Linked DNA regions of Mus musculus: region 1 is linked to region 2. A link is a loop called in an ENCODE intact Hi-C map of the cell type or tissue named here. Cell type or tissue: heart. All regions are shown on one strand. Each heading gives the region's core, and the rest is flanking DNA. Links, peaks and the distances in the headings are about the cores only. Region 1 overlaps Ppp2r2a (protein phosphatase 2, regulatory subunit B, alpha). Region 2 holds the start of Gm30806 (a long non-coding RNA gene).

The links. Hi-C counts contacts between places; a loop is a spot of excess contacts. Peaks named below come from ENCODE experiments on the same cell type or tissue, not always from the same donor. Only the 100,000 strongest peaks of a DNase experiment are listed, where the experiment ranks them.
Region 1: it touches region 2 in a loop (7-fold over the local background); 4 of 42 quality-filtered maps call a loop at or near these places.

The regions. Positions count from the first base shown.
Region 1 is chr14:67,040,312-67,056,058 of GRCm38, reverse strand. The region is part of intron 2 of Ppp2r2a (protein phosphatase 2, regulatory subunit B, alpha); the gene reads left to right. Among named protein-coding and RNA genes, the nearest start is that of Ppp2r2a, 24 kb to the left of the region's middle. In heart, for the core only: CTCF peaks have their summits at 5,389 (motif pointing left), 9,061 (motif pointing left) and 11,309; no DNase peak of the experiment used is centred there; H3K27ac peaks cover 285 bases.
Region 2 is chr14:67,199,952-67,215,698 of GRCm38, reverse strand. Gm30806 (a long non-coding RNA gene) reads right to left here and starts at 14,173. Exons shown (of 4, transcript XR_001781308.1): 1 at 13,815-14,173; 2 at 10,935-11,090; 3 at 8,740-10,325; 4 at 6,596-6,710. In heart, for the core only: a CTCF peak has its summit at 5,594 (motif pointing left); a DNase peak (open chromatin) is centred at 3,658.

The DNA.
Region 1 (15,747 bases), core at 4,457-12,456, 160 kb after region 2:
TTTATTTAGGACATATTTATGAAGAAATACAATTGTTGGATCAATACATCTGTTTTTGACTTCTGATGCATATTGACAATTTGCCTTAGGACATTAGGGTTGGATTTCTTTATTGGGAGGGAGGGTCCGTTTTGATTTTCATCTCTCAGTGGGTCATGGTGTCTGTTTCCTGACCCCTTAATAATATGTAACAAGATATTAACCGTATACAAACAGCTTTTCTGGTGTTTTTTTTTTTTTTTTTTTTTTTTTAAATTGAGCGTGTAAGTGTGGAATTCTCCACACTTAACATACATTTGTGTCCTCTGTCCCTTTTCCTTTGGTACCGCCTGCCTTTTCTCACTGTCCTTTTGCCCTGTGGGTCATGCCTTCTGAGAAAGTTGCATAGCAGTTCAGAGAACAAGTATATTGAATCTATTGTGTGGGGATAGGTTTCTAAATAAAGTAATTTTGGATGGGCAGAAAAGAAGTCAGAGGAACAAACACTTGAAGGTGACTGTGGTCCTTACTGCTATTCAAAAGGTTAAATACAAGGATGCCTAGCCTCGGCACATGAAGAGCATTCAAGAAGCATTCAATTAGCAATATTAACAGACACCATCTGACAGAGCAATCTTTTTGAGTTTTTTGAAGATTTTTGCTTTTCATTTTATAGGTATAAATGTTTTATTTGAATGTTTGTCTGCATGATGTGCCAGAAGAGGGTGTCAGGTCCCCTGAAAGTGGAGTTATGTGGGTGCTAGGACTCGAACCCTGATCCTCTAAAGAGTCTGCTGAGTCATCTTTGCAAGCTCATAATAGAAGAATCTTAAAAGCATATTCAAGATCACTTAATTGTTTGGAGGTTTGGAACACAGGAAATAACCTGTTGCTTTAATAAGCATTGCTTGCCTTGGGTGGGTTAGGAGACTGGGAAAGCCAGGCCAAGAATATTGATTGTATCAGAGTTGAGGTTAGGCAGTGGAGTAGCACTTTGACTGTTTGGGTAATTTAAAATTAAATGTTTAGTAACAAAAGTTCAAATGTGGTCATCTTTTTTGAGGAACAGTTTGCTCTAAGCAGAGATTGGGAGGTAGAAGTTGGGGGGTATTGACCCTAGTTGCTGCAGCTCAAAAAAAAAAAAAAAAAAAAAAAAAGGCCTTGCCTGAAATTTCCCTTGCTATCCAAGAAGATAATAGTATAAATGGTACATGGTCTCTTTTCTGTATTCCTCAGGAAAGAAATACGTGTAATATTATCTCACTTTGCCAGAACGTTGTCTAGACTGATGAATATATTCAGTGTCCTTAGGAAATTCTAGAGATGTTTGAGGAACTTAGAAAACAAATCGTATTGCCAGTGAGCATTTTACATCCCCCCCTTTTAAATTCAGAGTCTTTGTGTGGATATGCTTGTGTTGTGGGGGTGAGAATCAGCCTTTGATTCTTCATTTGTGCAATTGGAACATTGCAGGGGCACCAGTGCAGTTGCTTGCTGCCAGAGAGACAGCATAGGCTTGGGTTTTGCTTTGTTTTGTTTTTCCAGTGAAAGAGGGTTCAATTACAAAAATAACAATTCTTTACTTTGTTTCTGAGTGAGTCCATTGTGCTGAAATTGTTGTAGAAATAAACATTGTCAGGGACTTCTTTTCAGGTATTAAACACAGTGGGCCAACTTGGGGTTAGGGAGATTTTTACCGGCTTTTAAAGAGCAGTGAGCATCGTCGTATACAGCCATTTCTAGATTAAACTCAAGTTTAGTTAAAGTTATATCTTGCTATTTTAGTCAGGGTTGTTTATGCTAGATTGTGTCCCAATGTGAGAATGAATTTTAACAAAATCTTACTCTTTATTTAATTTTAATTATCCTTTCACAATTTCATGTGAATATATGAAGTATCTTTGTCATTTATCCTTCCTGTCTCCCTCTCATCCCATTCTGTCAAACCCTTCCTTCCCAGGGAGTCCACCCTCTTATTTCCATGTCTTTTTTTGTTTACTTCCTTGTTTTTGAGACACTGAGTCTAAATAGAGTTGCTTTTATGATCAGATTGTTTATTATAGTTAAGTCAGAATATTCCTGTAGCCCAGGGTAGCCTGGGGCTAATTTTAGCCCAGGTTGTGGTGGATTTTTGGCAGTCTTCCTTCCTCAGCCTTCAGTTCTGAGATTCTAAGTGTGAGCCATCCATGATGCCTGGCTCACATGCTTGTGCTTCACCTGCCCTTGGTGATCTTCCGTTGCTGTGTTGAGTAGGAACTGTCTCTGACCAGGGTCTCTCTCTCAAAGTATTTAATCTTCGATTTAGTTTTGGTTGGTTTTCTTTTTGAACATATTTTGAAATGAATACATTTTTGATTTTGACCTAGCCTTACCTTGAAATGCTGCTCTGACTTCTAAAGTATTTGCTTCTGTTTTCATATTTGTACAATACATGTAACACAACTGTTTTTCACAAATCAGTCAGGTATTTTATCACAGCAATAGAAACCCTAACTGTGGTAGCAGCTATATTCATAGTGATCTTCTCTTGCTTGTAGGGTATAATATTATTTCATGCATACTCAGACCAGATTATTCAACAGGGATTACTGGTAAAGGACTCATCTCAGCACATTCAAGTTCACGGTCAAATTCCTTTTAGTTATTTCACATAATACAAATATTTTTTAGTTTGAATTAGGGTTTAATAACATTCATACTACTGTCAGAAGCAGAAACAGTTACAGGAATTAATAGTTCTGAGTAAGAGTTATAAGAATTCTCTAAAAAATTAGAACAAAAAAGGGAGACAAGGGGGAATCAGATCAGTCCAGAGTCCCAATAACCATGTTAGAGGATCTCCAGAAAGCACAAATGTTAGAGACAAGAAAAGAGAGGAAGTTACAGTTTGAGAAGGTTCACCTTGCACCACCATCTCAGTTACAGAGCATAACAAAAGCATACCACTGAGAAAGGGAGAAACGCAGCAAGGATAGCACCAAGATCTTCAGCCCTTCAACTGCATCATAAGCAGCAACAACAAAAGCAGTGTCTTCCAGAACACAGGGAGAAGTTAACAAGCCAGGTCAGGCTGTGCCCCACACTAACCCTGAAGCTAGCCAGCTATGTCCAGTCTACAGCACTCAGGGCTCATAGCTAAAGAATGGGGCCTCACTACAGACTGAGATCTGTGTTGTGTGCGGTTGTCAAGAGTAAACTTCATAGATGACAAGAGTCATGTTCCCTTTTCCCAAATAGCTCTAGGTTTCAGTCAAGTTTACAGAACTCAGGCAGCCAGCAGCACAGCTGCATAGGAATTTATTCTCCGATCCTCTACCTTCTTTTCCAAGTAAATTGAAGTGCCCTTCACAAAGCTTACATAGCAGTTTATTCTGATACTTCAGTGAGATCCAGCTCCGCAGGGGTCTCCCTTTACCTTCTTAGTCTGTGTTTTCTTCCCTAGAAATGCCTCAAGTGTCCCTGTGCTATCTTTTGTTAGACTGTAAATATAGAATCTGCATCTTTGGTGATGGGAAGCCAGTAAAGTAGCCTGTATTTGCTTGTAGGTTTTTTATGTGAGATAGCAATCTTATAGCAAAATACATATTAGGTTTTGTTTGTTTGTTTTTGAGACAGGGTTTCACTGTGTAGTCCTGGGTATTCTGGAACTTTCTCTAAAAGACTAGGGTGGCCTCAACTCAGAGATCTGTCTGCTTCTGCCTCCCAGAGGGCTGGGGTTAAAGGCGTGTTCTACTACACCTGGCCCTCACCAGGGATTCTTAATCTCTATTCTCAGAAAATAGAATGCCTATCTTTAGGAAGGTGGGGCTGGAGGTAAAATGTATCCTGTATGTAGGGAAGCCTTTTAGTTATTTAACCCTAATTAAATGTTTTGTGAGCTAGAATACATTTGGTAATTTAAGATTTGTCTGTCATTAAGTATTTTCACATTGCACAGTACGAGGTATGCCTATCATTGAGCATAGACCTCTGTTCAGCAGTGGATGATTTATGCACCCTGCTGAGCAGCTGTGTCTCTGCCTCCTTTCTGACTGTAGATATATTGTTGAAGAGTGATTGAGCTTATTGAGTTTTGTAATTCAAAATGTTAGAATTCAGCTACAGGGGCTAGTGTACGGCTCAGTGGTTAAGAACACTGATGCTCCTTTCTGGCCTCTAAAAGTAACTGCATGTGTGTGGTATACAAACCTACATGTAAGCAACACACACACACACACACAAACACACACACACAGTTTCTCTGTAGCTCTGGCTCACATTTTTTTTTTTAATTAAAAAACAGCAATAAAACTTAGCACCTAAGAGGTAGAGACAGTAGGATTTCTGCAAAGTTCAAGGCTACTGTTGGTTGTATGATTAAAATAGTGAGTACCGGGCCAGCCAGGGCCAAATAGTAAAACTCTGTCTCAGAAAATAATAATAAGCTGAGTTTAAATTGCTTTGTGGAGTTTTTGTGACAGTTTATATGTTCTAGGCTGCTTGTGACTTGTAATTCTCCTCCCTTAGACCACTGATACTACGGTTATATATGTCTGCTACCACACCTGGCCTAAACTTGTGTTTTGAATTGAGTTTGGTGACATTTAGAATTCAGCAGTTAGTAAAATTACCATAGAAGAAAATATCCTGGGAATTACTGATGTGGGTGAAAACAACATTGTTTTGTTCAAGAGTAGAATTAGACTAGGTAGGAAAACTAATACAGATTTCCTATCACTTTTTATCAAAACAGGCTTTGAAAGAATGTGCAAAGTACCTTAGCACTATTGACTTGTGGTAGTGAATGATGATCTAAACCCACGTGTTAAACACTCTGAAGTGTCCAACAGCATAATAGGGAGAGTTCAGTATCCTTGGAAACCCTGGAGGAGTGCCCCAACTAAGCCGTGAGACGCACTTGGCAGGTACACAGTAGTAGCTGGGAAAGATGACATTGTTGACTGCTTTAGTGTTTGTTTACAGGGTTGAGAGCCCCCTGAAGAGTAGGAGAAGGGACCGGTATTGATTGGCCTAGGTGGAAATGATAGTGGTCTATAGGTGGTTAGATTAATGAGTATTTTGTATTTTGAAGCAGGGATTAAAAATCCAGTAGCTTGAGATCTGGGACTGTAGTAACTAAATGGTAGAGTGTCTGCCTCATAGGTCCTGTGAGGTCCTGCAAGGCCCTGTGTTAGGTCCTCTTAAATAACAGCAACAGATACACAGGCCTGTGCACACAGGAGTTGGGTGAGGCAGGGAGGCAGCTAGGGCTGTTGAAGCTCAAAGATGAAACTGCTCTAGGCTTCTCTCTTTAGCTTGTAGTCAAGTTACCTCGTGGCCATGAAGTTCTTAACTGTTTTTCTGTGCTGACCAAGGAACTATAGTGGGCACCCTCTAACATGGCTCCAATGGACACTGCCCTCTGCTGCTCTGCTCTTTGTATAAGTTTCTCCCTTGAATGACACACCTAACAACTGACTAGTACAAGCATGACAGAAGTGATGACATACACTTACAGATGAGGCTACCCAAAGGTCTGTGCTGTTCCCTTTCATTTTCTTTCATTTTCATGACCAGCTACCATGATTGTGAACTTTTCTGGAATCCATGTGGCAGAGAACTGGTATCTCAGGTCAGCATCCAGGAAAAATGATGTCTGACAGCAGCCATGGGAGTGAGTCTGTAGTTGGCACTTACATAGTTTCCCTCTGGAGCATCCTTTCACCTGACAGCCCCCAGAAATAAGGCCATCGGAAACAATTGTTTTTATTTTGAAGACATTAGTCCAGTGGAGTTACACAGAAAATCTCCATGTCATCAAGCCTAAAATTAAATTTCAGCCCCCATTGCTCATATATTTTTAAGTTCTTTTAAATGCAGTTTATGGCTACTGCTTTTCCAAAACACTGTCTGCTTGGCTTCTGGAAAAACATCCCACCTCACCAGCAGCCCCCAACCCAGTCATCTCTTCATGTGGTTCCTGCTCAGCTGCCAAGGATAGGAAAGCCTCAAGGCGCTTAGCCTGCAACCCTGGTTTTCTTTACCTGCCCCAGAAGGAAATCACCTTGAAATGCCATATGACTTTGAGTGCTTTCTGTAAACTCCTGCCAGATCCATTTAGCTGCTCATACAACATTCTGCTCAATTGTAGTTCACTCAGAGATGTGCAGATGGACTATAGTTTTTCTTGTTTTTCTCCTGCTGGGTTTGTTTTTACAAGCTTGTTACTACTCTTCTGTATGTTGGTCCATCCGTCCATCCATCCGTCCGTCCATCCATCCATGTTTCTGGCAGGGCTGCCTTCAGAATGCATTCTTCTGCTGCTGGACAGTTCTGACTCTTCTCATCCCTTATTTAGTAAGAACACATTCACAGAGTTATTTGAAACATAACTTCCTTTGAGAAGTGTAATGGAAACAAGGAATTGAATTTTAAGTATGGCTGCAGACCAGGTCAGGAAATGCCTACCTGATGTTTTACCTACCAAAATTAAGAGGAAAAAGAATTTTAAAAAAGATCCAAGTAGAAAGAATTCACTGTAATTTCCTTTCTCCTTTCTGTTTGACTTTTGAGTGTCTCAGGCTAGCCTTGAACATCCTTTGCAGGAAATAATGGCATTGCATTCCTGATCCACTGCCTCCACCTAGCTTAAGTGTTGGGAGTGTAGGTTGCTACCATGGCATGCTTAAATTGCTGTTCCTATAAAGGCACGTGAGGTGTTCCTTTGATTAAGGGTTTGTGAGGAAATCAGTGGTGTAATCTTTTGGATTAGTTATCCAGCGGGCTTTTCTTTCTTTTGTTTATTTGCTCTTTAGACGCTGTTAACTGGAGCTTCTGAGGCACATATCTGCCTATTAGTGATGAGGTCCTCTGAGCCAGTGGGAAGACCTAAACTTATTTTTCTTGATATTTATCTTTATTTTATGCACATGTTTGAAGATTTGTTCATACCTGACCTCTTGGCCTCTTGGCCTTAGATTTTTCATCTGTTAAGTCTTTGTATTAATGTAAACAGGTGTACCTGTTTGTGGTGGGAATTAAATGCTAGTACATTACATGCAGCTTACCACAGCATGGCACTGCACTGCACTGCACTGCACTGGCTCTGACTACAGGGTTGCTTACTAGGATTTCTAAAGCACCTCTGCTTTGCTCTCCTATCTGCTCTCCCTCCTCCCGATTCCCAGTCTTCTGTGTTGCAGTTGACAGGACACAAGCTGACAGGGTTGTTGTTAGTTAAAACTCAGTGTTCTGGTTTTGGATATTAGAATAAAGCCTGTAAAAAATTTTTAACATAATCTAAAAATCTCTAGTCTTTTCATCTAAATTTCTTAGGAGTTTGTAACCTATGAGAAATCAAATTTGAATTAAGAATGACTGTCAAGACAAATGGACAGTGCAGTGTGTCCTGATTCTTATAGTGTGATTATGACAGTTGTAGTCTGTAAAGCTTTTATAAATACACACATCGATAGAAACCAATTCTGAGTTTAAAAGAAATTACTTTGAAAATAACTTTTTTGTTTTGTTTTTTGAGGTAGAGTTTCTCTGTGTAGCCCTGGTTGTCTTGGAACTCACTCTGCAGACCAGGTTGGCCTTAGACTCAGAGATCCACCTGCCCTTACTTCCGAGTGCTGGAATTAAAGACATTCACCACCTCTGCTCGGTGGGAAAAAATATTTTATGTGTCTGCTAAATGTATATATATGCGTCACATTCATTCAGGTGTCTGGAAATTAGAAATGAGTGTTGGATCCTTTGGAACTGGAGTTGTGCATGGTTGTGGGTCCTTAGAGGCATCTCTTCAGCCTTGAAAGACCTTTCTTTTGTTTTTTTAATTTCAAAATTAAAAACCTCTATAGCTACACTTCTGTGTGTTTTTAGTGCCGTGGAATATTTTAGTTTTCAACCATTTAAAAATATAAAATCTGCCAGATGTGGTGGCACATGGGCTTTTTAGTTCCAGCAAAGACAGAGGCAGGCAAGTATCTTGTGTTTGCTGCCAGTCTGGTCCACATAGTTTCAGGCCAGCCAGGACCACACCCTAAGACCCTATCTCAAAAGTGAAAGTAGAAACATCCTTGGTTGGTGACTAAGATACCCATAGATGTGAAGTGTGGTTTGTTTGCATACACACCAGAAGAAATGTTTGTATCACCACCATCAGTATTACTGGTGATTTCAGACTGGGTCTCACTCAGTAGCCCTTGCTGGCTTGGGGTTTGCTATGTGACACAGGCCCAGGCTCTGTGTGTGTGTGAAGAAGCAACAGAGCAAGGCAGTTGTGATACTGTTACTTGTTTGGGCTGTAGGCTCAGATTTCAGTGAACTAAAGTAGAGTGTTTGGAAAACAAAGGCCAAGGCTATATTGACCATAACACCCTAGGGACAATTAATATTTTGTTTTATTTTGCTGTTTATAAAGGGTCTCACTGTGTAGCCCTGACTGGGCTAGGACACCTCTAGGTAGTAGCAGGTTGTCCATGTTTGCCTGCCTGTCTTTGTCTCCTTAATGCTGGGGTTAAGGAGTCTCTAAGAGCTAGGCTAAGCTTCCTCCTCTAGGCATAAGATAATGAATGGCCAGGTAGGAAAATGACAGTCACACTTTTGGTTTGTTTTCTGTGCCTGTGCTGCACTAATGTGGTCCTGAGGTATCGTACATGAGTGGTTTCCCGAGTGAACCTAGGAAGACAAAAGCAGCTTTATCTTAAAAAAGAATGCCAACCATCTCATTCTGTCCATGTCCTGATGTGAAGACAGTGGGAACGCACTGACTCAGGCTTCTCTGGACGCAACAGAGAGTCAAGAGTCGAAGACATTTGCCTCCAGGTGCTTACCACCACTGTCTGCCCTCTGCCTCTCAGGTAAGAGGGATGAATGGTCTAGTCAGTGCCAAGTGGGGCGGCTATGAAGTGGAGGGAAGAAAGAAATGGTGTGGCCTGTTTGTCAGGGGTTTAGTTTTGAAGGGAAGAGGTTTCCAAAGGACAGCATTAAGTTGGACCTGCTTTGCATGGCACAGTGGCTGTTTCTCCAACAATCAGATCTGTGTGGGTTTAGTGGCTTGACCTTGGGAAAACTATTGAGGACTTTGAGCTCCCTCTAGAGGACAACAGTCTAAAAAGAGCCTCCTAAAGTTCTTCAGGGAAAGAACCTGAAGATAGCCATCCCTTTTAAGTAAGAAGTTACTGCTTTGTGAACGTATTAACCTCCCCTTCGTGTGTTAGCCTCACAAGTGCTAAGTTTCACCCCAGTCTGAGCATTCCCTTATATATTTCTGAATGAGTCTTTCTGAAAAAATTTGTGTTAGTCATATCTAAGTAGCTTTGTGGGGTCAAAGAAAAGATGGTGAAAATGGATCGTGCCTTTTAATTGGAATATAAGTATGTACCAATCTCTGAGTCTTGAATGGACCTTGTGAAATGTACAGAGAGACAGATAACGTGTTTACCTGCTCTCCTCAATCCATCTCTCCACATCTGGAAAGAACAAGTACAGGAAGATTAACAAGATGATGAGCTAAGGTATAGGCTTGTGCCTAATTAAACATGTGAACGAGCTGACACTGACCCGCCTAAGCTTCAGAGCCTAGCTAACTACCGAGCAGTTTGTTCCAGGACAAAAGTGTTAGCCGTGGTCAAATGGTCTGAGGTCCATTGGTTATAGCTTTGATTGTGGTTCATCCTTTTATTCTTTGTTTATTCCTCTTTGCAGAACTTGTGTAAATTCAGTTATTTAAAAATGCACCTATAAAATGAAATGTTAATTTTGTGCTAATGATTTGAATAAAACTGTGTGTGTGTGTGTGTGTGTGTGTGTGTAAGTGTGTGTAAATGTCCATGCTTGGGGAGACCACTGGTTGAGGTCAGATGTCTTCTTCATGTTTGCTTTATGTGGTGTTGGATATCAAATCCAGGGTTTCATACATGCTAAGCAAGCTGCCTAGTAACTGAGTTACAGCTCCCACTTTATTCTCTTATGTGCTAGCATTGCCCTTCTTCGTCTTCGTCTTCGTCTCCGTCTCCTCCTCCTCTTCCTCCTCCTCCTCCTCCTCCTCCTCCTCCTCCTCCTCCTTTTCTTTATAAAGTATGAGGAGATATGAATGGTGAAAGCATGCCAAAAGGATCCAAAGCCAACCCTGAAGGCTTTTAATGGCTAAATGTTGAATAATTGAAATAGATTGAAATTATATTTAAATTTTAACAAAGAGCTTTAAGCTTCCTCCAATCCCCTTGAATTTAGGCTGCACCTTCCTAAGCACAATGTGGGGGCCTAGGAGTAACTTTCTATAGGAAAAACCTTAGATGAATAGAGAATGGACTATGTCATCAGTAAATCATGGACATTTCCACTCTAACCACAAGGAGGATGTACCACTGTAATACTGTGACATAAACGGTATGCTAACATTTGTGATTTTCCTGCCAGGAACCCACAGTTGCAGCATTACCTACCGTTTAAAAAAATGCATTTCACAGTCTCAGATTGAGGGATTTCCCACTGTCTACTGCCCAGGACTCTCAAGTTCATCAAAGACAAGGCAGTCTGAGGAACTCATAGGCCAAGGGAAGTAACGAGACTGTAGTAGGGTAACCTGGACAAAGTTTTGGAATGGAAAAGGCACGAGGGAACTGAGGAACAGCACTATCCAGTTCATTTAAAATGTGCCAAGCTGCTTCCCTATCTGTGACAATCGCAGTATGAGGTGTGAACAGTAGTGCCACTAGATGAGGTGTCTATAGGACTCTGTACCATGTGTGTGACCTTTCTTAAATCTAAAGCTGGGGGTAAAGTTTCTGGAAGGGCCTCTATCAGCTTTATGCAGTTTTGTTAAGTGTTTGTGAAGTGAGTCGCCTGTTAGTCTGCATGTCCCTGTTTACAGGTGAGCAGCGGCAGGCTGTTCTGTAGGAAACTGAGGGAAGCCTGTGCTACTTTGAGTGTAGTTTGTCTTCCCGAGGTTCGTGTTCTGGCTGCATGGTCCTCAAGGGTAACCATGTGAGAAATAGACTGTGGTATATGGAATGTTGTGGTCATGTTCTTGGAAGACGCTAGTTCAGTGTAGTTTATGAACTCCAGGTTTTCTAACAGAAAGCCATGGTCCTAGGAAAAATTGAATAGTGTTTGCAGATGTATGGCCCTTTCACACCCTTAATTTTCTGAATTAGACGCTTCCTAATAAAACAATAGTATTTTCTCCAGCCATTATACTCTTGTTCCTGCTAGATAGGTTGAAATATCTGTTAAATATGTCAAGGCATATGCTCTGTTGAAAGACAAACCCAATCGTGAACACAGAAACCACTACGTATTGGTAGAGCAGAGCTGGGACCCTATCCTTAGTCTTTTGTCATCCCCTAGTGGTTAGTGACTTGCAGGGCATTGTTGAGATTGGTGACGGGAAGGAGGAAGCTTTTCAGGACTGAAGAGAGGGAGAGCCTGGCAGCCTGAAGATGGGACAGCTAGCTAGCTTGTTCTCTTGTAGCCCTTTAAGGACGCAGATGATAGTGAGTATTTGAATCCGTTACTTTAAACATGAGTGATGTAAAGTTATGAAAGTGAAACTTGAATGACTGGTAATACTTACAGAATACTATATGCCTTAGGTATACCTTGAAGGCTTTAAAAATTCAGAAAGCATGGTAACAAGTGAGTGATATATCAGATTAGGATTACAGAATGCCTGGGATAGGATTCCAATGTCTGGATTTTATTACTTTCCGTGACAAACTTATTTTCACATGGTAAACATAACTCTTTTGATTATACAGTGCTATAGGCTTTGAGAAAAACCAATCACAGTCATTACTGCAACTGGTACACCAAGCAGTTGAGTTGCTCCAGAACATTCAGGCCCTCTGTAGTGTGCATCTCATCCCTGACCCTAGTAATCAACTCGTGGTCTCTTGTTTCAACTTCTGTTGCCATTTGCATTTAGCTTTATTCACCCAGCCCAAGGCATCTCGAGCTGTATCCTGCTTGCTATTGCTTATATCAGTAGTTATTCCTTCTTCTTACATTCATATATGGGTGTCTGGTTTCTTAGGTTTTGTTTTACTTGGGTAAGTAAGTGCTTGGGTAAGTAAGTTGCTTAGTCAACATGTTAAGAGTGTATTTGTATTAGTTTTCTTGTAGCTGACAAAAAACAACTTAGGGATGATAAAAAGCTTGGCTTACAGTTTGAGGTGATATAGTCTCATGCCAGGGAAGGCAATAGTGGCTATTAATCTTGTGTCCACAGTCAGGAATCAAAGTCTGCATTGCCCCTCCCCTGGTTTTATTCAGCTTGAAACCACAGCCCCTGAGATGGTTGCCACCAGTGGGGTCTTCCTCCTCAGCTAAACCACTCCCAAAACAGAAGACTTGAGGAGGAGGTATGTTTCTTAGGTGCTGTATTGGCTAGTTTTGTGTCAACTTGACATAGCCTGGAGCTATCACAGAGAAAGGAGCTTCACTTGGGGAGATGCTTCCATGAGATCCAGCTGTAAGGCATTTTCTCTATTAGTGATCAAGGGCGGAGGCCCCCTTGTGGGTGGGACCGTCTCTGGGCTGGTAGTCTTGGTTCTATAAGAGAGCAGGCTGAGCAAGCCAGTAAAGAACATCCCTCCATGGCCTCTGCATCAGCTCCTGCTCCCTGACCTGCTTGAGTTCCAGTTCTTCTTTCAGTGATGAACAGCAATGTGGAAGTGTAAGCTGAATAAACCCTTTTCCTCCCCAACTGCTTCTTGGTCGTGATGTTTTTGTCCAGGAATAGAAACCCTTACTAAGACAGGTGCTAACGACTTTGGTCAGGTTGACACTGAAGATTCACCATCATAGTGCTGAAGTCCTGCACACCCCTGTTGCGTTTGCAGTGTTGTGTGCCTATACATTACGTTAAGTGATCTGTCAGCAGATTACTGCCTTTTGATTTCTTTCTCATTTAGTTGAGTAGTATATAAGAGTATTCTGGTAGTATTAGGGCAGTGGTGATGCATGCCTTTAATCCCAGCACTTGGGAGGCAGAGGCATGCGGATTTCTGAGTTCGAGGCCAGCCTGGTCTACAGTGTGAGTTCCAGGACAGCCAGGGCTACACAGAGAAACCCTGTCTCGAAAAACCAGGGGAAAGAAAGAAAGAAAGAATGAATGAATGAATTCTGGTGTTCCTGTAGAAATGATACAGTAATGGCTTTCCTATCTCTTACCTGTCTATGTTCTGGTAATTTGTTTTCAGTTTTTGGATATTGTCCTTAGAGTATTAAACTGCTTTGTAACTTTTAGAAAACTGGTATGATGGCACTTTTATGATAGAGACCTTCCTTTTGATACTGAGATGTTCAATCACACAGTACCTACCCTCTGCCAAGTTACTAAAATAACACTAGTTCTCAGAAGTAGGATTAAGAATTCTCTTCCCTTGCCGTTTATGAGACTTAAGGGTACAATTAAAGATGCATAACAGCTGGACATGGCTCAGCATGAGCTTGGCCTTTACTTTGTATTTTGAAGTACAGCTTGCAGGACCCTCCAACCCAGATGGCTAGACACACTTCAGCAGTTTATCCAAGTTAGGTCTTCTTCCCTTTATTTGTATTCATTTACTTGTTGGTTCTGGGGCTGAAATGGGTCCTGTGTGCTATAAAAAAATGTGCTCTCCCTCTGAGCTACAGTCAGTCCTAAGTGCAACATGAGGAGGCATCTCTACACATTTATTTGATCTTTATGTGCTAGGATTAATTTTTGTGTTTTATATTTTTCCTTTGACATTACTATTATCATTTGTTTGTTTTTTGAGGCAGGGTTTCTCTGTATACCTCTGGCTGTCCTGGTACTCCCTCTATAGAGCAGGGTGGCCTTGAATTCATAGATTCTTGTGCCTCTTCCTCCAAAGTGCTGGGGTTAAAGATGTGTACCACCACCACCTGGAATTATTTATTATTTTTAACAGGGTAATTGTGTAACTCTGTAGCCTAGGTCTCCTATTGTAGACCAGACTGACCTCACCGTACCTTATTTTTGAGATGGTATTTCTCACCTATAGCCCATCTAGATAGGCATTTGACCCATGAGCTATTTGTCTTTACTCCTTGGCAGTTTTGTGAATGTGTGTCTAGGTTTTCTTACTCTATTTTCAAACATTTATTAACTCCTTATGAATATATTGCACATCTTTCTTGCAGAGGTGGAATTTAGAATGTGTGATCACTCAGTACCCTTGGTGTCTTTAATGTAGTGGATGCTGTGTAAAGTGCTTAGTTATTGCTCAGCCATTACTAAGGTATAAACTTGTTTGGTTCTAGGTGCTTTGTTGAGTACAGGTACTTTGTCGGGGTGAAAGGAAAGCAGCAAATTGAATGCCTAGACTGTATTCCTTTAACCTTCATTTCATGACTTCCAGAACCCTATGCTGCCCCTGAAACCATATGGCTGCTAAATTTGAGTCTTGGCTTTGACTCTTGACACTTGTATGTAGCACCACCCCCTAACATACTTGATATCTACAGTTTTCCATTGTTCCTCTATACATGGAAAATGAAAAACATTACAGTTAGTGCTATGAATAGGAAATAGATATATTTAATGCTCACTTGGTACACTGTAGTTCTATATATCTGTCCATTATGTGCTTGGAGTCATTTTTATAGAAGAACTAAGGTTGTCAGACTTTCTCAATTTACTAGCTAACCAGCTAGTAAATTACCTTTAGTTTTTAGTTTTTAGTTTTACTGGGTTCCAGGAAGGTACTTACAGAGAGGGTGGTAGGCCATAGTTTTCAACTTGTGACTACATTTCCCATCTCTTGTTTATCGGGTATTTAGCACACGTTCAACTTTCAGTTTTAGAAATCTTGCATATCTGTACTGGTTGGTTTCTTTCAAATTACTTCTTTGAAAAGTCATTCTTGTTTCAAATTATAAAACCAGCGAGTAACTGCATTGCCTCACAGCTCGGAGAAAATGATAGGGCTGAGAATTTGGTCCATTGATGTGCAGTGTTTGTCGCTAATTATTACAGTTTCTGTAGGCCACAAGCGGATGTTTTCCTTTGAGTTTTAAAACAACTGTTAAAGTTTGGGATTCTTGTCTATCTGTTATCTGTTTATTACGCCACACGAAGGACTTTCAGAAAAGTAGATGACAAGAACAGGCAAGGTAAAAATAGGCCACTAATGCTGCTGTCAGTCACACCCACCAAAGAAGTGATTATTTCACCTGCAAAGGGCAAGCCTGGATGGTAATAGTTTAGAAAGGAGATGTTGTATTCATAGAATGAATCCATTATAAACTCGAATTGATGTAAGAACTGATGAAGCCTTTTAAAGACTTTGCTTTTGTTGCATAATTTATAAATCTATGTGTTTAAAATTTGCTGAGTGTTAGTTGGTGAGTGAGTGGGGATGGGGGATTCCTTTTTCCCACTAACCATATTAGAATGCTCTTAAGATTAGTAAGACAGTCTTGATTGTAAAATAACATTTTTATTATCTTTAGAAAGATTCCTTTTCTTTGAAAAGAGTATTTTGGTCTTTGACATTTCATATTTATGAGGACATAATGTTCTGTACTGGGCAATATGTCACATTTAATATAATGATTCTGATTGCGGTGTCACTACTATTGCTTTTATAAACTACAGAATAGTTACTTAACTTTTTTTTCCCCCCATGAGTACACTGTTGTTGTCTTCAGACACACCAGAAGAGGGCATCAGATCCCATTACAGATGGTTGTAAGTCACCATGTGGTTGCTGGGAATTGAACTCAGGACCTCTGGAAGAGCAGTCAGTGCTCTTAACCACTGAACTATTTCTCCAG
Region 2 (15,747 bases), core at 2,528-10,527:
TTATAAAGGAAAACAGGGTCTCTAGCACTATTGTCTCAGTGCTAGAAAAGTTGAGGCAAGAGAGCATTACAATTTTGAGTCCAGCCTATCTCAAAAGAAAAGGAAAAGAAAGACAAAGAAAATACTATTTTCTTTGGCTTCATTACAGGGCATGTCAGGCCAACTCAGATACTACACGCTCGCCCAAAAATAATTCTGAGATTCTTCCAAACTGGAGCTCACCTGTGCTCTGCAGGCCTGGCTCCTCCCTCACCTCTGGTGTCTTCCATCTTTCTCCTTACCACCAACGTCTTTGTGTCTGTCCACGGCTGAGCTCTATCAGATCATCACCACGCCATGTTGGCCCTAGGGGCAAGGAATGCTGACCTATGTTAACGTCGGAACCCAACCACGGCACCATAGAGGCTGCTGTGGGCACGTCCCCAGTTTGCTTCTGTGAAGGCTCTGTCTTGCTCCTGGTAGCTTTCGTGCCCATCACTCGTCTTGCCTATTCTCCCTGCCCTTCTTCGTCGATGGCTTCCAAGCCCAGAAGCTCACACTGATCTCTTTCTTCTCTTCTCTGCACTGTTGAACTGTCACGGCTGTCTGTGTCCGTCTGTGTCTGTCCCCAGTTCAGCTCTCTGCAGCTGAGCGAACGCTGTTGTCTGGCAGTCCCTCCATCCATTTCCTTTCCGCTGCTAAACTCTTCCAGACCCCATCTGCTCCTCTGAGGCACCTGGTCCCACCTCTTAGGAATAACTTCTTCTCCTGTTGCACAGAGATAACTGAACCCTGTTTCCTATCCCAGAGCCTTCGTACCCTCCAACCTCGTATCCCAGCTTCCTGCACCAGACTCTGGCAAGATGGCCACATCCAGTCTGCCAAGGTCAGCTTCCCACTCAGTGCAACCATGAACTGCTCCTGCAACCATGAGCTGTCAGCTCCCTGCCCACACCCAACTGCTCTTTCCCTGATGCCACCTCCTTCCCTTCACATCCTCTGGAGATTCTGTTCCCTCTGCTAAGATGAAGCAGGCAGACAAAAAACCACCGTTTCCTCCACCAAATCCTCTTAGCCTTCCACTCCCTCTGTGGTTTCCTACTCGAGTTCCAAAAGAGCCACACTGCCATTGTCACCCTTCCATGCACCTCAGCTTGCCCTCGCTTCAATGTCATCCAGCTGTAGTTCAGTGTAGCTTCTACACACACACACACACACACACACACACACACACACACACACACACACAAATACGCATTCACCCATGCATGCACATATACAAACATACACGCACATAAACACACATACACACATTCACCCACACATGCATGCACATACACATACATTCACCCACGCATGCATGCATATAAACAAACACAATCTAACATATACACATGCACAGACACACACACAAACACCCACACACACTCATGCATGTCTCACACCCACACACTCTACAAAGTTGCTCCCTAAGGTGGTAGGGAGACCTTTCAGATGTAGACCACAGTGGACAGTGGTTAGATGATTGTGGGTTTTGCCCTTAGAAGAAATTAATGTTGTTCTCGCAGAGCTGTGATCAAAAGAACAGAACTGGCTCTTTTTTCTCTTCTTCGTCCTCTTCTCTTCTCCCTCCTCCTCCTCCTCCCCCTCCTCTCTAGCTCTTTGTCTAACTATGTGACTCTTCTATACTCCTGTCATTATGATGGCCCTGCCATGAGGTTCTCCCCAGAGCCCAGCAGAAAGCTGATGACCAGGTACCCTAGCTCTTGAATAATGAACTATAAACCTCTTCTTTTTTTGTGATGAACCCAGCCTCGAGTATTTTGTTACAGAAACAGAAAACTGATTAAGACATTCATGAAACCACTTTCCCAAGTGGTAGATCCCAGAACAAGCCATGTGTTCTTGTATCTGACACTAGAAATCACCATAATTTGAGTTTCAATGAGACAAAAATTCTAAGGTGTCCTTCTGACTTAAAATCCGTGATTTAGCGGTCTCAGTCTGCTCTTCTGATAATGAAGAAGAGATGAAAGCCTTTGATCAAGCAAGAAACAAGCTGAAATGCAGTCTTAGGAAGTCAAACAAGTGAGACCACTTCTGGAAGAAAGACGCCTTCCACTCTAGGGTGTGGGAGAGTGGGTAGAAAAAAGTTTCCTAGCAAGCAAAGCTCAGAGGAAACTGAGTTTGAGTGTGCCCTCAGGAAGTGGGCGGGCAGGAGAATGGAGGAGGCCCTTCCTTAAGGGCTCACACAGAGAACAGCTTGGGTAAAGTTACACAGAGCACATGGCTAGTGTGAGTAACAAGGACTTCCCAAGAGTTGAACTCAGGATGCTGAGGCAGGAGGATCATGAATTCAAAGCTGGCCTAGGCCACAGACTCTACGGCCTAGAGGAAGAACGTAACCTCCAAAATTATAAGGATGAAAAGAGGAAGAGGAAGAAGAGCAGGATGAAGGAGGGCAGGAGGAGATATCTTACCTCCACTGGTCCTCTTCTGAAAGATGGTGCTAACTATTGTATGACCATCGCTTATAATGTCCAATATAGTGAATGAGCAGACCCGTTCACTGAAATTGTAAAAGCCAGGAGGTTCTTCAGACAGTCTGGAGCAAATGCGAAACCAATGCATTTGGGGCAGCCCCTGCCTGGCCTTGGGACTGGGCTTGCCCATGTCTGGCCTGCCCCGCGGGGGGTTGGGTTTCATTGTTGTTATTGTTACTGTTGTTGTTGTCATGAATTTATTTATCTTATTGTGCATGTGTGTGGCAGCACAGACACACCCCAGGAAGTATGCAGAAGTCAGAGGACAGCTCTCTTGCCACAGTGTGAGACTCAGGGATGGATCTCTGTCTGGTCTTCAGTCAGCACAGAAGCCTCTGTGTCCAGAGTACTACCTCAACACATTTTTTAGTGTTTCCCAGTGTCCAAGGATGAGATGATAATAAAAGTAGGAACCCGGCTCTGTGAGGCTTGCAGACAAGAGAGCCCTCTAGGGTGTTTGTTCTTTAGCTTAGTTTTTCAATCTGTGGGTCGCGACCCCTGGGAAACCCCGAACAACTCTTTCCCAGGGGTCACCTCAGACCAGGACAACACAGATACTTACATTATGATTCATAAGACTAGCAAAATTACTGTTATGAGGTAACAACAAAATAATTTTATGTAGGGTCACCACAACATGAGGAACTGTGTTAAAGAGTTGTCATCCCAGCTTTAGGAAGGTTGAGAACTGCAGCTCTAAGCCTAAAATTAATGCAACGTTTACTGTAAAGGAATTGGAGGGAGGGCAAATCCAGTGCCCTTGGTACAGGCTGAATGCCGTGAAGTCCTGTGTGGCTGGAAGAACAGCTTGGCAGGGATGGACTGGGAGGTGCTGAGGGCCAGGCATTAGAGGCTCAGACACAGACCGAGCCCCAGCAGCCATTTAGCAGCTGGACTGTCTCTGTTCTTATCCTAAGACGCACTTATCTCTCCCCACTGATGTGGCAGGAATCCTTGCCCGTGGTTCAAAACCCGCTTCCCTGAGTGCGTGATGTCATTAGCGAGCTGGCACATCTTTTAGGGATACAGTTCTGTTATATCAATGCAGGGACACATATGTTTTCACCGCCTGCTTTGGAAAGGGAGAGCACTAGCTCTGGGGTGGCTGAGAGAACACACTGATCCTCTTAGCAACCGAAGGATCTAGGTGGAGAGTCAATAGGCCTTGTGTTAATTTGCCTTCAGGATAGTTATTGGCACGCGTACAGAACTCGCTCATTGCCAGACTGGGGACCATTTGCCTGGACTGGGGTGCCATCTAGTGGATATTTCCATAACTCCCGGTGCTAAGACTGCAGAACTCTACCTGACCGCAAGATGGCCTGATCCAAGTTTCTCCCGCAGATGCCCACAGGCAACAGCTGACTAGAGCAGGAAATGCCTAGTTTGTTTCTTTTCATAATTTTGACACCGCAGGCACAAAGTGCGGACTTTAGCATTTTCTCTCCTTAAAACGTCAGTTATGAGCTCCAAGTCAGATTTTGACTGTGCTCATTTTTTTGTGTGAGACGCTGCTGTGCATTTGTATCGGTGTGTGTACCGATGCGTGTTTGTACGTGTCTATTTGTATGTCTCCTTGTGTATGTGCATGGGTGTGTGTGCATCAGTGTGTGTTCATGTGTGTCTCTGTGTATGTCTTCTTGTCTGTGTGCATGTTGTGTGTGTCCTGTGTATCTATATATTCCTGTGTATGTATGCGTGTGTGTGTGTGTGTGTGTGTGTGTGTGTGTGTTTGTGTGTGTACATGTCTGAGTGTGTGTATGTCTCTGTGCATTTCTGAATATGTGTGTGTTATGTGGCCATGTATGTATGTGTGCATATCTGAGTATGTATCTATGTGTGCTCTCTGTGTGTATGTGACTCTGTGTGTGTGTGTGTGTGTGATTCTGCATGTGTGTCTGTGAGAGAGGGGGGACACTGGGAGAGGGACAGTGAGACAGAGGGAGAGAAGGAGAAGGGAGAGAAAGAGGGAGGTGTGTGGATTATAGTGTGACCAGGATGGCTCGGCCACTCAAAGCATCTCACTGAGGTCACTGCTGCCACATCCTTTATTAGTTACTTTTCTACAGCTGTGATAAGACACCATGACCAAGGCAACTTATAAAAGAAAGCATTTAGTTGGGCTTAAAAAGAAAGCGTTTAACTAGGATTATAGTTCCAGAAAGTTAGACCATTATGGTGGCAAGTAGGAATGCTGGCAGGGACAGCTCAGAGCTTACACCTGAGCCACAAGCAGGAGGTATAGACAAACCTGAAACCTTAAAGCCCGTCCTCCAGTCACACGAGTCCTCTGACAGGGCCACACCCCTGGCCACTCCCAAAGAGTTCCACCAACTGGAAACCAAATATTCAAGCATGTGAGCCTCTGGGGGCCATTTTCATTCAGACCTCCATACCTGCCAATAGGCTGGGATGGTGGGATCTATCCATTTCCTCAGTCTAGGCCTTTCATGGACAAACCTATTAGAACACTCTTTCCCAGAGTTCATACAGAAACTGGCCACTGTCGGGGACAGTTCTCACCCCAGAGGGAGCCTCCACAGCCTTCTGCTAGCAGCAGACTGAACACTTGAAGACAGGTGATGCTGCCAGCTGTCAATCATGGTGGAAGACTTTACTGCAAGCTTCCCCACCCCAGCTGAGGTTCCTTTGGTACCCATGACCCCTTGAGCTCTTGAGAAGAGAGACAACACATCCTTTAGCTTCTGAGAAGAACAAATGGCACCTCTCAATATAAAAGAATGTGTTCCCATTTTTCTGATGTTCACAACTCAAGGAGTAGTTGAATAAAGGGATTTTTTTGTTTTTGTTTTTTTGTTGTTTTTCGAATCAAGCATTTCTCACAGAAGTGTATCCATAATAAAGACAGAATTCTTTTTTTCAGGGTGAGGGAACTGGTTCTAGAGCCTTCTGAGAGTTTCATTTAAAAGCCATATCCTCTCAACTGGAGAGATGACTCCACAGTTAAAAGTGGGTAACTGTCCTTGGAGAGAACAGAACACGACCTGTTCCCTGTGGCTCACAACCACCTTTGTAGAAAGTTCCCATTTTCAGGGGATTCCCCTGCCTGCCCCCCTCTGGCCACCATGAGCATTGCACTCATGTGCACAGTGACTTGTGCACCTGCCTGAGCACACACTAAACATAATGAGAATAAATCATTTTTTAAAAAAAGTTATGGAATATCTCTCTTGAAAAATGTGCTCAAATGTACACTTCAGTTCTTAGCCTTCTTCCTAAGAGGAATAATAAACGTAGTCGCTAAAAAAAAGGCCAGGGTGAGATGGTGTGTCTTCCAAGATGTTCACACCCAGAAATTTGTTGACTACATTTCATTTCCTAAGTCTCTGGGATGCTTGCCAGGTGCTGGGCACTGGGCTATGTGCTGAACATAGGAAAATCAATAGATGTAGTCTACAGTTTCAAGAAACCCAATAACCTTTTCTAATTTTAGTGCTTTCCTTCTGTAGACCTCATGTTTTGAGAGAAATTATCCAAAAACTTTCAATTATTGGTTAATCTGTATTTTCCTGTGAGCTGGTCACCATTACTTCAGTGTCAGCCAGTTCCCCGGGCCTGCAGGGACAATCTGCGGGGACCCAGGGCAGGGGAGAGAGAGAGAGAGAGAGAGAGAGAGAGAGAGAGAGAAAGGAGAAGGAGGAAGAGGAGGAGGAGGAGGAGGAGGAGGAGGAGAAGGAGAAGGAGAAGGAGAAGGAGAAGGAGAAGAGAAGGAGGGGGAGGGGGAGGGGGAGGGGGAGGAGGAGGAGGAGGAGGAGGAGAAGAAGAAGAAGAAGAAGAAGAAGAAGAAGAAGAAGAAGAAGAAGAAGAAGAAGAAGAAGAAGAGGAAGAAGAAGAAGAAGGAGAAGAAGAAGAAGAAGATAAGAGACACGAAGAATGAGAGCAAGTCAATCATACTGATCAAGCTCTGAAAACTTTATTCTGGAGTGGCAATATAAGCATAAGCAAGAGGAGGCTCCAAGGGAGGGGGGAAGAGCCCAGGGACTCTCTGAAGGTCAGGTGGCAATCTTCAGCTTCTAGAACCAACGGTCACAGTGTCCTCTTTTCCCATAAACATTCTTACTGTTATGACCAGGAATGTCCTTTCAGGATTGTTTATGTAAGCTAGAAAATATCCACAAGGACATGGCTGAGACCATGGCTCCCGGCAAGCCAGGACTTTCCACAGAGCTGGAAACAAAGCAGATACTCAATAAACATTGGCTCAGTTATACTGGTTGAGTTGTCAAAATTCCTGTCAAAAGTAAGAAATGGTTGCTAGTTAGTACAATTCAGCTGCTGATGTGGGTTTTTATAGTAGATTAGCTTTTTCTAATGAATACAATTTTCTCATTTTTTTTTAAATACTGAAACGAGTCCCTGAACATTTCCTTCAACCTGGGCTACCAGTTGCCAAGAGATACAGACTAGAAACCTAAGATCTATTCTCTGTGAAAGTTCTAAACCTTTTTTTTTTTTTTTTAGAATTTTAATTATTCACCAAAAGGCTCTGCGATGTTTGATTAACAAAACAGAGGCATGTATAGCCTCTCCTATTATGAACCCAAATCAATTTTGGAAACAGTAAAAGGCTAAGAAACACAGAGAAGGGAGCGAGGAAGGGACAGACAGGGAGAGGGGGGGAGGGAAAGAGGAGGAGAGAGGGGGAAGGAGGGAGGGAAAGGGGGAACATTTCTTTAACTTGGTAAAAAAAAAATCAACTTCAAAAAAAAATCCTGAAAACACCTACAACTGACATCTTGTTACTGAAAATACGTTTTTCTTTGTTTGTTTGTTTTCGAGACAGGGTTTCTCTGTGTAGCCCTGGCTGTCCTGGAACTCACTCTGTAGACCAGGCTGGCCTCGAACTCAGAGATCTGCCTGCCTCTGCCTCCCAAGTGCTGGGATTAAAGGTGTGCACCACCACACCCTTTTTTTTTAATACGTTTTTCTATCAAAGTGGAAACAAAGCAAGGGTAGCCCTCCCACCACCACCTTTAAGCATCAGATGTAATGATATAATGCAACATGACAGGGAAAGGAAATAAAAGTCATACCAACTGGGAAGGGAAAAAATGAGAACTGTTTTGTTCTCAGAGGACAAGGTGGTGTAGAATGTAGAAAATCTGAGAGTCAGACAAGGCACGCACACCTTTAATCCTAGCAGTTGAGAGGCAGAGGCATGCCGAGCTCCAAGTTCAAGGCCAGCCTCATCTGCTAAGCCAGTTCCAGGACAGCCAGGGCTAAACAGAGAAACCCTGTCTCAAAACCAAACAAGAATAATATAAGCAAATAGATACAAGATCTATGTGAGCTCAACTACACAAGTCTGAGAAAAGCACTCAGAGAATGGACTGAGCGGAGAGACGTGGACGAGGAGAGTCAGTAGTGCCAAGGTGTGCACTTTCCCCTCAGGATAAGGTATCAATAGATTCAATATAACCCGACTCCAAAGCCGATTATTTTGTGAATAGCCACAAACTGACCCAACAGTTGACATGAAGAAGCAAAAAGCCCAGAATAACAAACTTAAGACAGAAAAACAAGATTGGGAAATTGCCGCTTACTACCTTGAAGACTTATTCTGAAGCCACAGTAATTAAAACAGTACGGTGTTAGTAAAAAGAATAGACAAAGAAACAAAAAGGCCATAGGAAAAGAGCCCAGTACAGGCCCCCATAAATACATTCACCTGAGTTTTGACAAAGAAAGGAAGGCACCATGAGGAAGACAAATAGTATCCTCAGCAAGGCTGCCAAGGTACAGAGGAGGAGGATGGGAGGAGAGAAGAAAGGGGAAGAGGGGGAGGGGAGGGGAGAGGAGAGCAAAGGATGAGGGAAGGAAAGGAGAGGGAGGAGGGGAGACGGGAGGGGAAAGGGAGGAGAAGGAGGGGGAGGGAAAGGGAAAGCAGGGGAAAGGAAAGGAAGAGGAGGAGGAGAGAGGAGGGAAAGGGGAAGAAGAGGAGTGGAGGGACCAGGAGAGGGGAGACAAGGGAGGGGAGAGGAAGGGAAGGGAGGGGAGGAGAGAGAGGGAGAAGGGAAGGGGGAAAATACATAGACATATATGTGCAGGCAAAGATTCCATACATATAATTAAAATATTTTAAAAATAAGCATAAGAAAGTTAAAAATGAATATTGGAGATGTTTGGAATCACACACAAAGGTCTCACCAAAAGCCAGAAAGAAAGGGAAGGTAGAGAATGGGATGGGTAAACCTACCTCAGGACATTCTTGGAATACATGTGTGACTGCCTTTTCAGGTGAGCTCTGTCAGGCTGTTAGATGCACACTTCAACGCCACTCCCCCTACTTTGAGATGGATGTGTAAATTACAAATTAAAACTTTTCCTCATTCCCTACTGAAGGCAGTTATTTCCAGTCTACGTCGATGGAAGCAGGTTGGCTTCATCTACAGAGTACTGCTTCTGTGCAGTGATGTGCTGTGGATGCCTGTGGCAACACACTATAGTTGTTCTCCAACAGTACACCCAAGAGCTGCTTCCAAGCACTGGTGTGCTCCTGTGGTTCTTCCCCCACCCCCACACCCCCGCTTAGTTGTCAATTTGACTAGATCTGGAGTAGAGCAATAGGAAGTTGTTGGGACATTGGTGAGGTGTCCTGGCTTGGATTAATTGACAGGAGAAGGTCCACCCTAAGTGTGGACAGCAGCTTCCAGTGTTAGTCCAGATGCAGAGGCAATAATAGCATGGCGCCTGACAGTCAACAGCCGTGGCTGGGATTAGAAGGTTAGAAAGCCATTGCCTTGACTCCTGTTTCGCTCCTACCATCACATGCCTGTATTCTGCAGACACGTTCTTAACGACCAGGAGCATCATTAAGAAGGGTGGTATGTTGACCTCTGCTATCTGCTTTGTTGACCTGTTATCTGGCTTCTGTCTCTCAGTTGTGTCTTTCCTGGTTAGAAATCTGACCTGATGTTAGAGACTCACCCAGCAGTAGCTCTATCTTGAGTGCTGTTCTAGCTCAAGCAACTCCTCTTCCTCCTCCTCCTCCTCTTCCTCCTCCTCCTTCTGAAATCTGCCTTTCATTTATATCTTGTTACTCTACAGTCCCAGTCTTGTTCCCCAAGGCCCCATGTAATGAGGCAAGACGGAGAGGAATCCTTCTTCATTGTGCCTTGTGTGCTGGTGCCTTCTGTGTAGAAGCCCCACTAATGACCTCCTGAGATTGAAGCTAACTTCATTTGGGAACAATGATATATTTTATGTGCTTGGTGTGATGCTTCATCTTGTCAACTTGAGGAAACTTAGAGTCACCCAGAAGACACACCTCAAGGTAAGCCTGAGAGGGTGTTTCCTCAAAAGATTATCTGAGGAGCTGTCAAAGAATCCTAATATAGAAGCAAAGACCCTACCCTAGCCGTTGGTGGCACCACACCATGGGCTGCAGTCCCTGGCATGGATTCGAAGTCAAAAGAGAAGTCGTCTGATCACCAGCATTCATTCCATTTCTGCTCTGGAGGTCCCTGCTACCGTGGACTCTGCCTTGACTCCCCACAAAAATAAACCAAAATAAACCCTTCTCCTCTTACGTGCCTTCTGTCAGGTGCTTTCTTCCAGCAACAAGAAAAAGAATAGATATTCCAATCATGGGCATTTCTAGGGCTGGCCCACCCAGGCAGAGCATGAGCCAAAGTTCTGTATTCTGTCATGTCGTGAAGCAGGTTTGCCTCTGTGGAAGCAGTCCAGCATGGCCAAGTGCTGCTATGACTGCAGAATCAGTCTACTCCGTGGGACGCAGGATTCAAAACCTCCCTTGACAATCGCCTCATGGGATGCAGTAGCCTGGATACAACAGAAAAGAGACAGAGCCACATATTGGGAACAGAACACCAGAAGAAGTCAGCTGATTCAACCCAAAGGGAGCTAGAACTAACCAGAACTGACCAGACAAGCTTGTTTGAAAAATGGGAACAGTTGGCGCTTATTGATTGTGGGGAGATGCACTAAAACTTGGAAACTATCCATTATACGTGGGCATGGTTTCAAAAGATGTTTTTCCTCCTGCATGTGAGCTAGACTGCTTTGCACTTGGTGGGTTAATGGATAGGCAGGACCATTCAGGAGCTACTGAGTCCCTCCTTGTAACCACCCTGTGAGGGATGGAGATGGTCTAGAGATTCTTATGCCCCTCCCCCTCTTTGGCTATTAGACTATTGAGGTAATGGGCCCCAAGGAATTGGAATTTCCTCTGAGTTTCATTCTGGGAGAAGGTGAAAGATGAAGCCTAGTGCCAGCCAGAGGGGCAACCGGGCTCCAGTCACGAGATTTAACAGTTCTGACAGCTTGTCAGGCCACCTTGCAGGAGAGACTGGAGCCCAGACAATGTCTGGTCAGAGTGAGAGAACAGGAGGACATCTTGATCAGGACTGCTTATCTGTGCATTCCTCTTACCTTCTATTCACATCCAAACTTCTGGGACTGAGGGATGGCTCAGCAGTTAAGAGTGCTTGTTGCTCTAGCAGAGGACCTGGTTTCGGTTCCCAGCACCCATGTGGTGACTCACAACCCTCTGTAAGTGCCAGGGAATCCGATGTTCTCTTCTGAGTTCTGTTGGCACCAGGCATGCACGTGAGACACTACATACAAGCAGGCAAATGCTCCCACATATAAAAGGCAACTTCCTGGAATGTAGGAGTTGTAGTTCTTGGAAAATACCAAAGCTGTGTGAGGAAATACAGTGGCTGGATAGTTTTGTCATGAAAAGCCCCTGAACACATGTCTAGTCAACATTCGTTGGGAATTCTAGAGAGTGGTCCTGGCCAAAGTCCATCCTGGTCATTATTTAATTAAAGCTTGCTTCAAATTTGGCTCAAAATTTGGAATCTCCGGGTTAACACTGGCAGGGCCCAGGATTTGACCTCAACGACTCTGGTAACATCTAGTGGCTGCTCTATAAATATCATGGGTTAGTCTGGACCTTTGGATTAGGCCAGGGACTATAGATGCTTAAACTGCTGAGAAAGCATAGAGTGTGCTAGAGAAACACGTCTGCTTCCGTAGACAATAGTCAAGTTTACCTGGTCTTGAGCAAAACATTTCTGATGATCCACCTGTCTCCACGCAGAGATTAGTGGAGTGTGACTCAAAGGTTAAGGCAGCAAAACAGACAGGCATGATATGAAGAAAGAGGTGCCATGCATTTATTCCATCTGAGAGAGAGAGAGTATGCATGTGTGTGTGCACATGCATGTGTGCACATTCATGTGTGTGCACGTGTGTGGGTACATGTGTGCACATGCATGTGTGCACATTCATGTGTGTGCACGTGTGTGGGTACATGTGTGCACATGCATGTGTGTGCATGTGTGTGGGTACATGTGTGCACATGCATGTGTGTGCATGTGTGTGGGTACGTGTGTGCATGTGTGTGGGTACATGTGTGCACATGGTTTCCAGTCTGAGCTTCTGGCCTCATGGACTCACCCCATGCTGTACAATAGAGCCGTTAAGCAGAGACAGGATGGAGGAAGAGGAAAACACAGTTTGCTTTTAATGGTTGACAGGTTGAGGGCCCAACACCTTTTTGTCGCTCTGTTCTAATCCTCACCTCTTCTTATCTTCACTGCAGACATCTCTGTTCTACTACCACGTTCTTCCCCATCACAGTTATCAAGGAGGGTGGTATCGTGGCCTCTACTGCCTAGGTTCTGTTTCTCAATGCTGAGACACTCTGAACTCAGATGCTGGTGAGAGAAGAAAGCCCCAGTCCTTGGCGTCCTGAGTCCCTCATGCCTGAGTCCTGCAGCCATTTGTCTGCTTGCAGTAGCACTGGTTTCCAGAATTGACTGACTCATATCTGGATTAATGATGTCTAGTTCCTATTCCTTGTCATACAAGGCCAGCCACTTGCAATGCCTGTCCCTCAAGCAGACTGGATTTCTCCAGCCTGTTTCACAATGCCTAGATCTGAGCATGAACACAGGGTTCCTTTCTGTAAACACAAACTGGGCTCTGCCTTAGGCCTGTCTCACTTGGGCTTCAGTAGCTGTTTCCTATTTGTACGGCCTGAGTATCTTCAACTGGCCAAACCCACAGACCTAAGGCTAGCAAGATGACTCAGGCAGCACTGGCCACCAAACCTGACAACCTGAGTGTGGTTAGCAGAACCCACATAGGAAGGAGAAGAACTGACTTTCACAGATTGTCCTCTGAGTACCTGGCACAGGACAAGTCAGGACCAGATGACAGGAGATAGAAATCAAGAGTTACTCATAATCACAAATGTCACAGGAGACCATGATGCAACCTACTGACAGCTGTGGATACAATCTTTCATTTCTGAGTCTTTGACCTATAGCTTGGTGCCCAGAACATCACCCATATTGAACAATTAATAAACTGCTGACTAGTTCCAGTGAACACACATTAAGCACAGCTGGGGACAGTCGCTATGAACTCCTAGGAATGGGGCGCAGACAGGAGATGAGGGCTTCACATTCCTCTTTGCTCCAACCCTGAACTGTTCCGACCCCTGCCCCAAAGCAGCACCCGCAGCTTGGTCCTGACCTTCAGCTCCCTGTGGCCCTGCCTTCCTTGAAGAGGGTGCTCCCAGCAGGTGCTCCCACCAGGATGCTTGCCCCACACAATGGGCAACCCCCAGAGCAGTGCCGCCAGTAACATCAATTTCCTGGAGGGCCGGATGGGTGCCGAGATGCTGTAATGAGAACTCATGAAGGTATGCCAGGCTTCTGATGCCGGGAGCTGGTGCCATTTCCAGTAAGCAGCGTGGCAGTGAGAGATAAGGGCATGAATTTGAATGGCTATTGTGCTCGGCGAACCACCAGAGGGGCTTTCTGCACAGGCTTTTGTAGGGCCAGGTGGCAAGGATGATCGTGAACTGAGAACGGGTGAGTGATTCAACTTCCCCTCTTTTCCTGGTTCCTGATTTTCTTGAACTTCTTACCATCCAACAATGCCCATCTCTCGGAGTCCACAGAAGCACGCATGTTAAACTAGAGATCATTGGGGGGGGGGGGGGGGCGGGGCATTCCATCTCAGCTTCTCAAGTCTAATGCTGGCCCGATGCCTTAGGCTCTCTGATCAAATCACTCCCCAACCCGTGCCTCGGTTTCCTTTTCTTAGAACCCATAATGCAACAGGCCCACATGCTGTTGTGAGCAGCATAAAGCAGGGACCTCAATAGTCTCTCCAGAGCTCTGGTTAAGCCTGTGTGTCTCTTTATAGGAAGTACCAGATAAAGGTACTCGGTGGTACTTGGTGTGGACCCCTCCAGCGCGAGTCCTGGCAGAGTAGGTAGAGTACCCGACACACCTGAAGCTCCTGGTCCAACACTTTGAGAGTTGTTGAAACACAAACAGCTAAGGAAAGTCTGGTACTCTGAATTGTGTCTTCATGTTTTATTGTTGTGAAGAGACGCCTTGACCACAGCGACTCTATAAAGGAAAACAGTTGGGGCTGACTTATAGTTCGGAAGTTTAGCCTATTATTGTCATGGAGGGAAGCATGGTAGCATGCAAGCAGACATGGTATTGGAGAGATAGCTAAGAGTACTGTAACTGGATGGCAGACAGGAGCAAGAGACAATGAGACACTGGCCTGGCTTGAGCATCTGAAACCTCAAAACCCACAAAAGTGACACATGTCCTCCAACAAGGCCACACCTACTCCAACAAGGCCATATCTCCCAATAGTGCCACTCTCTGTGAGCCTATGGGGGCCATTTTCATTCAAACCACCAGAAATTGCATCCCAAGGCTATTTTCAGATTTCATTTAACAGTGTAGGCACACAGGGGCACACACACACACACACAGATAAACATATACACATGCACACTGACACACACATACACATATCAATATACATGCACACATGTACACACACATACTCAAGTTGAGGGCTTGAGAAATGGGATGTGAGCTTATTGTTACTGTCACTAAGAATAGCCCTGAGCGTTTCACCTGCCTTTGGTTGGGTCAGGCCTTGAGGTTTTGATCTGGAGGGGGAAAATCATTTGTGCTCATTTCCAAACAGAAGAGTGAAGAGTGTTTCATTCATTCACTTTCCATGTAGTGTCTTAACCTAAAATAAATAAACAAATGCAAGCTTCAAATTCAGGCATTCAACTGGTTTATACTAGTTTACACTGCTGTCTTAGGGTTTTACTGCTGTGAACAGACACCATTTCCAAGGCAACTCTTTTTTAGATATTTTCTAGATATTTTAGATATTTTCTTTATATACATTTCAAATGCTATCCTGAAAGTTCCCTATACACCCCCCTCTGCCCTGCTCCCCTACCCACCCACTCCCGCTTCTTGGCCCTGGCTTTCCCCTGTACTGGGGCATATAAAGTTTGCAATACCAAGGGGCCTCTCTTCCCAGTGATGGCCGACTAGGCCATCTTCTGCTACATAAGCAGCTAGAGATATGACCAAGGCAACTCTTATAAATGACATTTAATTGGGGCTGGCTTACAGGTTCAGAGGTTCAGTCCATTATCATCAAGGCGGGAACATGGCAGCATCCAGGCAGGCATGGTGCAGGAGGAACTGAGAGTTCTAAGTCTTTATCTAAAGGCTGCTTGCTAGCAGAATACTGACTTTCAGGCAGCTAGGATGAGGGTCTTAAAACCCAAACCTACAGTGACACACCTACTCCAACAGGGCCACACACTCTAATAGTGTCACTCCCTGCTTTGCATGTTTTAAAAAGATTTATTTTTTTATGTCTATGTGTGTGAGAGACAGATGAAGCTGAAGCCTCCACATTCATTCCTCCAGTCTGAAGGCTGCTGTCTAAGCTAATGAACACACCGAGCAGCCCCAGCCCAGGTTGCAGGATGCATCCTGCCATCCTCTCCTGAGTGAGCCCTTCTTGGTTTCCACATGAGCATCTCCTGGGTTACCAGAGGGCACTGACACTCTGGATCCAGGATAGACAGAATCTGAATATGTTCAACATTTTATTTCACTACCTACTTCCACTGATGAATGTGCTCCCTGCACAGCGGCCAGAGCAAATCTGATTTGTGGCTGATGTGACTCAGTAATGTAATCTGCTTCCTGCAGAGAGACCACTAATGAGTTCCTTGGTACTGTGCTGTTGAAGTATCACATGGCTTTATTTCATTCAGAAATTCTTACTAGCTTTTTACACAGGTGTTTAAGTGTGTTTGGGGTTTTCAGAATAAGCAGAGCTGAGGTTTTAAGTAGCTAGGAAAGTGCTGATAGGTAGGTAGGTA